Regions from separate parts of the Homo sapiens genome. Here regions 2 and 3 are each linked to region 1. A link is a contact called in ENCODE Hi-C or POLR2A ChIA-PET data. All regions are on one chromosome and are shown on one strand. Each heading gives the region's core, a stretch centred on a gene start or an enhancer-like site at or near the end of the contact. The rest is flanking DNA. Distances are from core to core; before and after follow the strand shown. Region 1 holds the start of ZFAS1 (ZNFX1 antisense RNA 1). Region 2 holds the start of CD40 (CD40 molecule). Region 3 holds the start of STK4 (serine/threonine kinase 4).

Region 1 (3,905 bases), core at 998-3,497:
AAAGGAGCTGCTCAAGCTGGCATATCAGACAGAAACTGGCTTAGAAAAGTTAGATCAACATAGTCGATCTGTCGGGGAAAAAAGCTAAGTCATCATATATGCCAGCAGGAAGTTCTTGAGTGAGGAGTAAGATTTGAAAGCCATGAGGAGTAAGATTTGGTTGGTATGCTTCATATTTGCAAATTTGCATTCGGTGTTTGAGCACTTCTGTGTTGTATCCTGTAGCTGGCAATAACTTGGTAGCCAAACCAAACACCCCTGTCTTCAGTGCTTACACTCTGAGTACAGGCCCATGATAGAAGCCAGTGTGGCTGGAAGAGTTGAGGAAGTAGTTGGCATTTACTGAGTTGGGAAGTGAACAAGTACCAAGAGATTGCATTTTAACACAAGTTACCACAAGTTACCTGACAAAAGAACAATCTGGAACAATAAGCTTCACATGTGTTCCCATGAAGCCCAGACTTTGTAAACGCCTCACTCCTGGACTCTAGCAAAAATATTAGTTATGTAGTCGGGCACTGGTTTGAGTGGCTAGTTCAACAGAAAAACACATTTGGCTTTCCAAAATATGTCAATAAATCATCCCTCCACTTGGAAATTTAAGCGCCCCAACACACAGGAAGAATGGAATCCAAAAATATGTTTAAGTGGCATTAAAATGTTAAACGCCTCTTCACTAACAAGGTTCTTTCACTTCAGGCATTTCTCTTAAACCTGTTTCTTCACCAGAAACCTAGTTCCAATATTTGAACTGTGAGAATAAAACATTCAGAACATGTTTTTCTTTTTTTTTTTTTTTTGAGACGGAGTCTGGCTCTGTTGCCCCGACTGTAGGGCAGTGGCGCAATCTCAACTCACTACAACCTCCGCCGCCCGGGTTCGGGCAATTCTCCTGCCTCAGCCTTGTGAGTTGCTGGGATTACAGGCGCGTACCACCACGCCCAGCTAATTTCTGTATTTTTAATAGAGTCAGGGTTTCACCATGTTGGCCAGGCTGGTCTCCAAATCTTGACCTCAGGTGACCCATCTGCCTTGGCCTCCCCAAGTGCTGGGGTTACAGGCGTCAGCCACAGCGCCCGGCCGTCAGAACACTTTTTTAAATACCTAATAAATGCTCGATAGAAAGTGCTTTGTTAAATCCCACGTTTTCCTAGAAAACTAAAGCTTCTCAAAGCACGTGTTTTCTACAGTAGACCCATAGGAGACAAAGACTTACTCGTCAGGAGATCGAAGGTTGTAGATGTCTGCACGTGGCTTCCTTGGAGGTCCAGTGGTGACTCCCTCTTCCAAAATCCATTCTGTACCCGCTGGCTGCTCTAACCTGTGAACCAACAAATAAAGGGCGTTAACCGCCATCTTCCCACGGTCAGAAACGAACAAGGCCGGGCCTTTTGAGGCCGATGTATCAGAACTAACTGGCAAAATATAAGACGTCAGCATTGTCGATCTGATGGGGAAAAAAGTGAAGTCATCATTTACACCAGCCAAGGGCTTCTCAGGCCCGTGCAGAAGGCAGTGGCTTTTCCAGCTCCAGAAACTCATTTCTCCCACGCCCTTAAGGCCTATTTGGGGTCAGAGACGGAGAAGCCACGAGAAGGAGATTAGGGCTGGCCGCAGAGACGACGGCACAAAGAAGGGAAGGGAGGACCAGAGGTCTCCAACGAAGAACATGGAGTTTCCACTCACCACACACAAAACGGGAACTTACGGGCAGGACAATAGCGTATGAAGCCTGACTGCAACTAGGAGAAGTACCACACTCCGGGCACCGCAGACGCGAAAGAACGAATGGCTTCCTGAACCTCCCTTATATAACCAAAGATGGCTTTCGCACCTGCGCACTGGACCCGAAACGCTCTCTTTCCCGCCCGCTCCGCGCGCGTCGCTCTGGGAAATGTAGTCTCGAGCAGCACAGCCCGAGGCGCTCTAGTAGTTGTCCAGGCCGCGTCTAGCCCCGCCCCCTTCCCTCTACACGCCGGGCCACCCGGGCTTGTCCGCTTCCTCGCCATGTCGCGCTTCACACGCACCAAACCGCTCGACGGGTTCCCCTTCCTCTGGGGCCGGCTGAGGCCCGCAAAGGCCTTGGGCGCAGTCATCTCCCGCCCCCCGCGGTCCGCTCCCCTCAGCCGCGCCCGCCTGAGCCCGCCGGCTCCGCCGCCGGGGGGAGCTGAGGTGACGCCCTCCTCGAGGGCGGAGGCGCCGGCCGTGCCTGGGCCAGGCCCTCGTGCTCTCCACCCTGGGCCCCCGCCTCCTCCTTCTCCTCCTCTGGGCCGCCCGCCCGGCTCCGCCCAGGGTCTGCGGGGAACGGAAACCGAAAGTGCGCGGCGCCGGGCGGGGCCACCGACCTGCCTGGGCCGAAGCCCCAGCACTCGCCGGCGGCAGTGAAAGGACGCGCCGGAGCCGGGTGAGTGGCCCCGCAACTGCCCCTGCCCCTGATTCTTCCTTGCCTCGCCGCGAACCCCGGCGCCCGCGCCGACCCGCCACTGCCTCTGCCCGTAAGACCTGTCACCCTCTCAAGCCCCCAACGCACCCGTCACCCGCTCAGAGCCCCTGGCCCCTCAGCGCCCCGTCGCCCCCTCAATCCCCAGACCCCCATCACCCACTCAGAGCCTTGTCACCTCTTTGGCCCCCAGCGGCATCAGCACCCACTCAGAGCGCCTCTCAGCGCCCCGTCTCCCCCTCAGACCCCAGACCTCCATCGCCTACTCAGCGCCCCGTCACCCACTCAGCCCCTGGCCCATCTCAGCGCCCCGTCGCCCCTTCGGCTCCCCTGTACTCTCTTTAGTGTCCCCATCCCCTCAGCTGGCCCGTCGCTCTCCCCAGCACCCCCGACACCGTCACCGCTTCTGCCCTCAGCACTTCGATCTCCTCTGCCCCTACCCCTGTCTGTGCCCTCCCTTCTGCCACTCGCACCCCCCTCATTCCTCCGGCCTCACCTCCTGTCACCTTATCAATCCCCCTCTTCTACAGAGCACCTCGGCACCCCCTTCAGCCTGCTCCCTGCCCCCACCCCGCCGCCTCCGTCCTCAGCAAGCACCCCCTGGTGCTCGCTACCACCCTCTCCCCAAGGCCCCCATAACCCCGCCACCTCACAGCCTTGGCGCTCCCTGACCCCATAACATTTCCATTAGGGACCGTGGGCTCCCTGGGTCAGGGATTCCCCAGGACCCTGGAGACTTCCCCCAAACCCAGCTCTGCCTCCGACCTCAGCCTCCTGCGTCCCACTCTGGTGATGACTAGCCCCTCTCATTCTGACTCCAGGCCAGCTTGATCATCACTGATTTTCTTCTTCGTGCCCTTTAGGCCTTGATTCCCCCCACCAAAAAAAAACACTTCAGTCTGTTTTCGATCCCAGCATTTCCTGTTCATGTCTACTCCTCCCTTCCTTCCCTTGCCTTTTTTTTAACATCTTTTTTTCTTTTCTTCCGTTTCTTTTAAATTTTCTGGAGTTTCTATTTTAGCATTTTTCAACAAGGGGAAGAAGGAATTTTCCCCTCGGAGAATTGAAAATAAACAAACAAACTCTAAATACTGAGCCTGCGCCAGGAGGGCTGGGTTTGATAAGATGAGGGAGGGGACTCACCAGAGATATTCCCAGGGGGAAGAAAAGAGACTCCTTTTTCAGATGAGGAAAAAAGCTGCCCCTCATATAATGCCAAATGTAGTCACAGTTTCCAATTATGAATATTTTAGAACTCAGTGAAGACAGTCTCAAAAATCCCTTTGCTGAGGACTCTGAGTCACCCACTCTTTCCTTAGCCCCAGCCCACACCATGTGTATGAGTTGGGTTGAGAAGCTCCCTTAAAGGGGCTTCCTCTTCCTCTTACAGGACCAGTGTCAAAAATCACCAAGGTAGAAGAATGAGGAGGAAGAAAGAATATCAGATTTCTAGCTGGTCCTGAGG
Region 2 (3,461 bases), core at 52-2,551, 3.2 Mb after region 1:
GTTGTCACAGCCCAGCCTCTACCTGGAGCCAAAGTTGGGAGTTATGAGGGCAAACTCTGCTCTTGAGAAGCCTGGATCACACCCTTCACCCCACCTCCTCTGGCTCTTTCTCCACTCCTACCACAAGGGCCCCCCTTTACCTCTTTCCAGCTCCGCCCTCCCCCTGCCTCCCTGTTCCCTAAGAGCCATTGCTTCAGGTGAAAGTGAAAGCTGTGGGACCAAAGCAGCCTCCCCACTCCCTCTCTTCCCTTGCTGCTTCCCTTGCTTTCCTTGATACCATGGGTCATTCCTGCCCAGGCTTCAGGCAGGAATCTACAGCCCTCTAAAGTAGGGGGAGGCCAGAGGGGCTGGGATGAAGGAGCCAGGTACTTGGGGGATTCCCAGCCTCCAGAATGAGGAACTACAAAAATACATTTAAACAAAAAGTGAGTCAAGTGTAGGCTTCTGAAAATCCCGGAGATATGCTTGGTTGGCTCTGAGCCCCTCTGGTGCCTGGAGAAACCCCTGGTTTCTCCAGCCCTCTGATCACCAGCCCTGTCAGAGCCAACCAGAACTCTGGTCTCCTAACCCTTTATTGTGTCCCATAAACTGTTCATCTCCCCAGGGGTCTCCTATGTCATCTTAAATTCAGGAGAAAAAGGCAAAGCCCTGGGGATTCCTCCTAGGTTGGAACACCCAAGATACGGTTCGGGGTGGAAGGCGATGTTAAAAGCTCCTTGCCTTCTCACAAAAGTACCTGGGCCTCTGCACCCATCTCTTGTTCCCACAAGATGCCCTGGAAGAAGGCAGCCCCAGCTGGCAAGGAGATGATAACTACTTACAGAGGCTGGCATCTGTCCACAATAAGAAGGGGACAGGAAACGGGCCAGACCCGCCCCTTCCCTTGGTCCGCCTCACTTCCCGCCCTCTGAACCCCCTACCAGTCTCTGTGTGGCCAGCCTCTGAGGCTCCCTAAACCCGTCCAGGCCGTCTAGGCACGCTTGGGCAGCCAGTGCCTTCCCTGAGCGGCCCCTGTAGGCCGCTCCCGGGACCCCAGCCCGGGAGAAGAGAGAGGCAGCCCACCCCATTCAGCCAGGAGCGGGGGCACCTTGCCCAGCTCCCACCCACCCTCCTGCCCCCACAAAAATCAGCCAGGAAGGCCTCTTCCCCGAAGTCTTCCTTCCCTTTCCTTCTCATTCCCCACTCCCAACTCCCGTCTGGTCGGGGCAAAAACAACTCACAGCGGTCAGCAAGCAGCCCCAGAGGACGCACTGCAGAGGCAGACGAACCATAGCGAGGTGAGACCAGGCGGCAGGACCACTGGGCGCCCGAGCGAGGCCTCTGCTGACTCCCCTGCCCCAGCCTTGGCCCCGCCCAGGAAAGGGGCGGGGTCTTCAAAGACCAATCGCGGTCCACCTATCGGGGGGGCGGAGCCCCCAGCAATTCACCGCGCAGGAGTTTCCCCAGAACATTCCCACAAGTCTAATTCCCCCGGGAGTTTAGGGACGCATCTTGCTGTGTACGGGAGGAGGCATGGTCCCAGAGACAGCTCTTCTTCTTTGCCCCCAGGTCCCACAAAGGCCAAGCCGAGGCGGGCTAGGAGCTAGCCTGCTTCCTGCGACCGGAGAGAGATCCCATGGGTGCTGGGGCCTGCCACAGGGACCCTCACGGTTTTCCCCTCCCTGCCCCGCTCTCCGCTGCCTCTAGGTATCCTGGCAGAACCGAAAGAGGCTCCACTGCGGAGAGGCCTGAGGAAGTTCCCCCCACACCACCACGCAGAAAACGGGAAGGCCACAGCTGGGGTATGGGGAGGCGTTTCAAGGAAGAGTTTCCCAACTCAGAATTTCGCTCTCTTTCAAAGGAAATTCCCTCGTGTGGGCGCGTCGTCTCAACTTCCCATCCATTCATCCATGCATCCATGCGTCCTCACCTCATTCCATTCCATCCCACCTCCCACCCAGCACCTGGAGACAGGCATTTATTAAGAGTGGGGCCGGGCGCGGTGGCTCACGCCTGTAATCCAGCACTTTAGGAGGCCGAGGCGGGCAGATCACTTGAGGTCAGGAGTTCGAGACCAACCTGGCCAACATAGTGAAACTCCGTCTCTACTAAAAATACAAAAATTAACCGGATGTAGTGGCGTTCGCCTGTAATCCCAGCTACTCGGGAGGCTGAGGCAGGAGAATCGCTTGAACCGCAGAGGCAGAGATTGCAATGAGCCGAGATCGTGCCACTGCACTCCAGCCTCGAAGGCAGAGCAAGACTCAGTCTCAAAAAAAAAAAAAATAAATAATAAATAAAAATAAAAATAAAGGTGGGGGCCAGGCGCGGTGGCTTACGCCTGTAATCTAACACTTTGGAAGGCCAAAAAGGGAGATTGCTTGAGGCCAGGAGTTCAAGACCAGCCTGGCAACATGGCAAGACCCCCATCTCTACAAAATAAAGAAATTTTTAAGTTAGCCAGGCATGGTGGCAAACACCTGTAGTCCCAGCTACTCAGGAGGCTGAGGCAGGAGGATCGCTTGAGCTCAAGAAGTCAAGGTTGCAGTGAGCCATGATTGCAATGATTACATCACTGCACTTCAGCCTGGGCGACAGTGCAAAACTCCATCTCAAAAAAAAAAAAAGAGTGGGCCAGCCTTTTGTGGCATCATAAAACACTTTAAGTATGTTAGGAAACTCGGGACCCTCTCATTTTGCAGAAACACACACACTTGTGCCTACATTTCCTGGGTTCATGAACTCTGAAGACGTGCTTTTGTTTTTTTGTTTTTTGTTTCGTTTTGTTTTTTGGGTGTTTGTTTGGTTTTTGGTTTTTGGGTTTTTTTTGACAGAGTCTCATTCTGTTGCCCAGGCTGGAGTGCAGTGGCATGATCTCGGCTCACTGCAACCTCTGCCTCCTGGGTTCAAGCAATTCTCCTGCCTCAGCCTCCCGAGTAGCTGGGATTACAGGCTGGCGCCACCACGCCCAGCTAATTTTTGTATTTTTAGTAGAGACGGGGTTTCTCCACGTTGGCCAGGCTGGTCTCAAACTCCTGACCTCAGGTGATCCGCCTGCCTTGGCCTCCCAAAGTGCTGAGATTACAGGCATGAGCCACCGCACCTGGCCCTCAAGATGTTCTTGAACCAGTGTTAACACTCTGCTTTGCAGCATGGAACACCTGGGTTCTGGTGCAGCCTCTGCCTCTGAAGGACTGTGTTCCCTTAGGCCTAAATTTTTCTCCAAGGAAAACTTAGGAGCTTGAACTAGACAACGGTTGAGGTGATGACCCTCCAAGCTCTCAATTTCTGGAAGAGGACAAGAGGCCAGACCTCACAGATCAGGGAGGATGGAAGAGGAGGACACTTCTAACCCCATTCTCATGGCTTCTGCTGTTAAGGGCACATTTGCAAGTCTTGTGGATTCTGCCTCTAGGATCCATCCCTTATTTTCTGTCACCTCTGCCACTGCCCTAATTCAGAGGGTGCCATCTTTCATCTGG
Region 3 (3,911 bases), core at 1,000-3,499, 4.3 Mb after region 1:
TCTTGTGCTTTTAATACATTTTTTAAAATCCAAAAGGTACAGGAATGAGCATGCCAAGAAACTTTAGTCCTTTGCTCAAGATTATGTAAGACAAGGCAAAGGGGGAAACAAAACTCAGATTCCTAATCCTCTTTTCAATTAAACCAAGGCCTCGGAGAAAGAAACCAAGAAGAACGAACGAACATAGTTCAGAAAGAAACATAACTAGTGTGCATTCATAATTGGATCACTATGGTACTATAGTAAATATCTGCTAACATACACAGAGACCTGTGAAACAGGGGTACTTTTAGAGAGGCATCAGAGTGAGGCAGTTAAGAGCATGGCCGGGCCCGGTGGCTCACGCCTGTAATCCCACCACTTTGAGAAGCCAAGGTGGGCGGATCACGAGGTCAGGAGATAGAGACCATCCTGGCTAACACGGTGAAACCCCGTCTCTACTAAAACTACAAAAAATTAGCCAGGCGTGGTGGCACGCACCTGTGGTCCCAGTTACACAGGAGGCTGAGGCAGGAGAATCGCTTGAACCCAGAAGGCGGAAGTAGCAGTGAGCCGAGATTGCGCCACTGCACTTCAGACTGGGCGACAGAGTGAGACTCCGTCTCAAAAAAAAAAAAAGAACATGGACTTTGGACCAGACCCCATAGACATTAAAATCCTAGCTCTGTCTCTTACTTGCTATGACTTCTCCCAGCAAATCACTACCCTCTGTATCTCAGTTTTATCATCTGTAAAACAGACATATAGGGATATCTACCACACAGGATTGTTGTGAGGTTCAAATGAGTTCAAATGAGGTTTTTATGGTTCAAAAATGGTCAAATATCAGCAATTTCATATGCTTCAGCAGGACACATGGAAAGCACTTAGAACAGTGCCTGGCACCCGGTAAGTGCAATATGAGTGTAATAATCATTACTATTACAGTCTCAGCACACTACGCTAGGGTGAATCCAAAGCCCATCCCAACCACCTATTTGCCTTCTGCAATGTTTGTGCACCTCAAACATCCCCAAGCTCAAACAACCCCTAAGAGTGCTGCCCAGGCAGTCAATCCCTTCTCTTCACCTCTTGGTTGCCCTGCACTTCCACACCCTGAACACTTCCTTCTTTAGAGCTCATTCTGCTGCAGGAAGTCAGACGTCTCTGTGAAATAGAAGTAACCACACTGAACCTCAGAGAAGCATGACTCCTTCGGTCTCTAGTCCCTACTTTTCTCCAGATGTGGTAGAGTGGCAAAAGACCCGGGATGTCCACAAGGGAAATCCAGGAGTTGAGATTTTCTAGGATCAGCCACCATCCTGATCTTGAACTAAAGCAATTCCAGGTACCACTAGGATTTGGTGCTGATATTCACAAAACAACTGAGGCCTGAAAAGGGCACAGACTGGCAGGGTTCAGTGACCCGGAGTAAAGAAGGAAACACTTCCCAACTACTCTGGACCTCAGTCTCCCCATCTCGAAAATATCCTCTTATTTCCTTACCTACCTCCCAATGTCAGGTTCTGAAGAGCTGAGGAGGATGTGAAGACCATTAGGAAGACACTGAACATCAGTAATAAAAGATGCCATCCTACAGTGGGGACACCACCAACAGCATCCTCTGAAATGCTACCCTCCACCATCCCCTCCCTTGCTAGACCCTCAACCTTTCCTCGCATGCTTTCAGCCTTAGGCGCAAAGCTTTTCCCCTCCACAGATCCCCCCACCGCACCCCTCAAGTGGGACTTCAGACCCTTAGAAAGTCCACCCGGCCTTCCTCTTGGCCAGTTCTCGATCCACCCCCTTAAAGAGATCCCTCACAGATTCTCACCCTGCTTCAGCATTCGCCCCCACCTCCGTGAGTCCCTGCTTGGATAGCGTTCCCCCGAGTGGCCCGGCCTCAGCAGGTACTCTCCCTAACTTGTCCCCACGTTCCTCAGCACAGTCTCACCACAGCGAGTGCTCCCTCTAACCGGTCCCAAGTCTAACCTCCTTAGCAGATGCTCCCCTCAGCCGGACCCTCACCCACCAGACGTCCCCCCCCTCACTCAGCAGGTGCCCCATCGGCTGGGTCGCTTAGCTCCGGGGACTCCCACACAGGTGTATCCCCTCAACCAGTTCCCGCCTTTTCTTCCCCTGACCCCATGCCCGTCCTCTTAGCCAGTGGCCCCTCACCGGCGCGGCGGGTTCCTCAGCTGTACCGTCTCCATGGCGCTGCCAGCAGCCGCCCAGACCCGCTCACTGCTCCATCCTCCCGCGGACCTCCTGAGCCCGCCCCGCAGACCCTCCCACACTTCCGCTTTCCGCCCCTACCGGAAGCGGCGCGCGGCGCGGGAGCGGGGCGGAGCCACGGCCCTGATCACGTGGTTCGGGCGTGAGTCTTGTGGCGCGGTGGGGCGCGGACCCGGAACCGCCAAGTGGTGAAGGCGCCTCCAGGCGGTGCCCGCTGGTCTCTAGAGTGTCAGTGGCGCTGTCTTCCTGCGTTACCGGAGCGCACAAAATACTCGGTCCCCAGGCCGAGAACGCACCTCTACCTGGGTCCTGGGTCCCATTTCACAGACTGAGATGCGTGAAGCGCCTCCTTTAGAAGAGCTGACAATTCTTAGCAAACCAAGTTTTGCGTGATTTTGGGGAGGCGGCGCTGCCCCAGGAACGCCTGGAGGTATTTGTGGTTTTCTGCCGCTTACCTGGTTGAACTCTGGTCCCAACGGGCCCCCTGCACATTTTCTCCTACAATGCATCAACGCGCAAATTGCCCCACTGTCTTTCTTAAAGGCCTCCCCTTTAAGTCAGTTTGCAGACATAAAAATAAGCAACATTAATTAAGCATTTGCCGTGTACTTGTCTTCATATATTATCTCATTTAATCCCCTGTGTCAAGCCGATAAGGTCATCCCCGTTTTTATTTATTTAATGATTTAACACAGTCCCTAAACGTTTTCAGTGCTTTACCTCATTTAATACTCCTAACAACCTAGACGGTATTATTATTATTCCTACTTCATAAGGCCAGAGAGGTGAAGTATCTAGCCCAAGGTCACATAGCTTAGAGTATAGGTTTGGGGATTTAAATCCAGTTTGGTCTGATTTCAGGGCCTGCACCACCAAACTGGACAGCCATGGGTGTGTAACCTCTTTTTGGGCCTGAGAAACAGACCTTTCTCTCCACTCAGAGCTCCGGCTTCAGCTATTGTGCTTCCGAATGCCACTACCATCAGTAAGTATTAGGAAAATGGCAGATTCTACCCAATTGACCCATGGGGAAAGTTATAGGAGAAAACTTAACCAGAGCAACCTCTCACTGTTTTTAATTGCCTTGCTTTTCCCAAGGATATGCCATCTACAGAACTTAACACCTGAGCACCCACCCTTCAGGGCCACCCATGGGCCCAAAACGGGATAAAGGAGCCATTCCCTGACATAGGAGGAAAACATTTGCTGAGAAGCTACTGTGTGCCAGACACAATCTTGGACTTTCACTTAATCCTCAAAACAGCCCTAGGAAGAAGTACCTACCGTTAACAGATAAGAAAGCTGAGACCCACGGTTTACACAGCTAAGGAGAGCAAAGGTTTTAACCCAGGACTGTCCTGACTCCACAACATCAAAGTTGTTGTTTTGTTTTTGGTGTTTTGTAGAAACAGGATCTCCCTATTATTACCCAGGCTGGTCTCAAACTCCTGGGCTGCAGCAGTCCTCCCACCTCGGCCTCCCAGAGTGCTGGGATTACAGGCAAGAGCCACCACACCTGGCTGATGAATAGGAATTGGGTAAACATTTTTGAAAATTAAATACCAAATTACCATTACACAATGCCAAACAGACCTCCTTTGTCCCCTTCCCAGGATTTTTCCAGAAGATGGACTCACATTATGATGGCCCCCTTTTTCCGCAGAGTGTTCCCAATGAAAATTTCTGAAATGATGGGA

Evidence for each region. Hi-C counts contacts between places; a loop is a spot of excess contacts on that map. ChIA-PET counts read pairs that join two places held with the same protein, here RNA polymerase II (POLR2A). Pooled maps may share reads with other maps.
Region 2: a map with no recorded cell type shows a loop between it and region 1 (12-fold over the local background). The contact joins the promoter of CD40 here to the promoter of ZFAS1 in region 1. A Hi-C loop is called at or near these places in 3 of 37 single-sample maps with no recorded cell type and 2 of 50 pooled maps. POLR2A ChIA-PET finds 5 or more read pairs at or near these places in 1 of 52 experiments (naive thymus-derived CD4-positive, alpha-beta T cell).
Region 3: a pooled map shows a loop between it and region 1 (17-fold over the local background). The contact joins the promoter of STK4 here to the promoter of ZFAS1 in region 1. A Hi-C loop is called at or near these places in 3 of 37 single-sample maps with no recorded cell type and 10 of 50 pooled maps.

Annotation. Positions count from the first base shown.
Region 1 is chr20:49,276,520-49,280,424 of GRCh38, reverse strand. It overlaps ZFAS1 (ZNFX1 antisense RNA 1), which reads right to left and starts at 2,247. Exons shown (of 4, transcript NR_036658.2): 1 at 1,709-2,247; 2 at 1,217-1,321. ZNFX1 (zinc finger NFX1-type containing 1) reads left to right here and starts at 2,368. Exons shown (of 14, transcript NM_021035.3): 1 at 2,368-2,404. SNORD12C (small nucleolar RNA, C/D box 12C) reads right to left here and starts at 1,480; the gene lies at 1,402-1,480. SNORD12B (small nucleolar RNA, C/D box 12B) reads right to left here and starts at 112; the gene lies at 10-112. RefSeq lists enhancers at 1,664-1,863, 1,739-2,033, 1,791-2,291, 2,292-2,792, 3,134-3,193 and silencers at 1,954-2,313, 2,364-2,593.
Region 2 is chr20:46,116,154-46,119,614 of GRCh38, reverse strand. CD40 (CD40 molecule) reads right to left here and starts at 1,301. Exons shown (of 9, transcript NM_001250.6): 1 at 1,221-1,301. The coding sequence starts at 1,271. RefSeq lists enhancers at 79-428, 1,439-1,498, 1,264-2,080, a silencer at 1,303-1,522 and a cis regulatory region at 22-2,119.
Region 3 is chr20:44,964,850-44,968,760 of GRCh38, reverse strand. STK4 (serine/threonine kinase 4) reads right to left here and starts at 2,249. Exons shown (of 11, transcript NM_006282.5): 1 at 2,158-2,249. The coding sequence starts at 2,192. It overlaps STK4-DT (STK4 divergent transcript), which reads left to right and starts at 2,303. Exons shown (of 3, transcript NR_038341.1): 1 at 2,303-2,644; 2 at 3,076-3,199; 3 at 3,313-3,911. RefSeq lists silencers at 365-494, 2,175-2,424 and an enhancer at 955-1,034.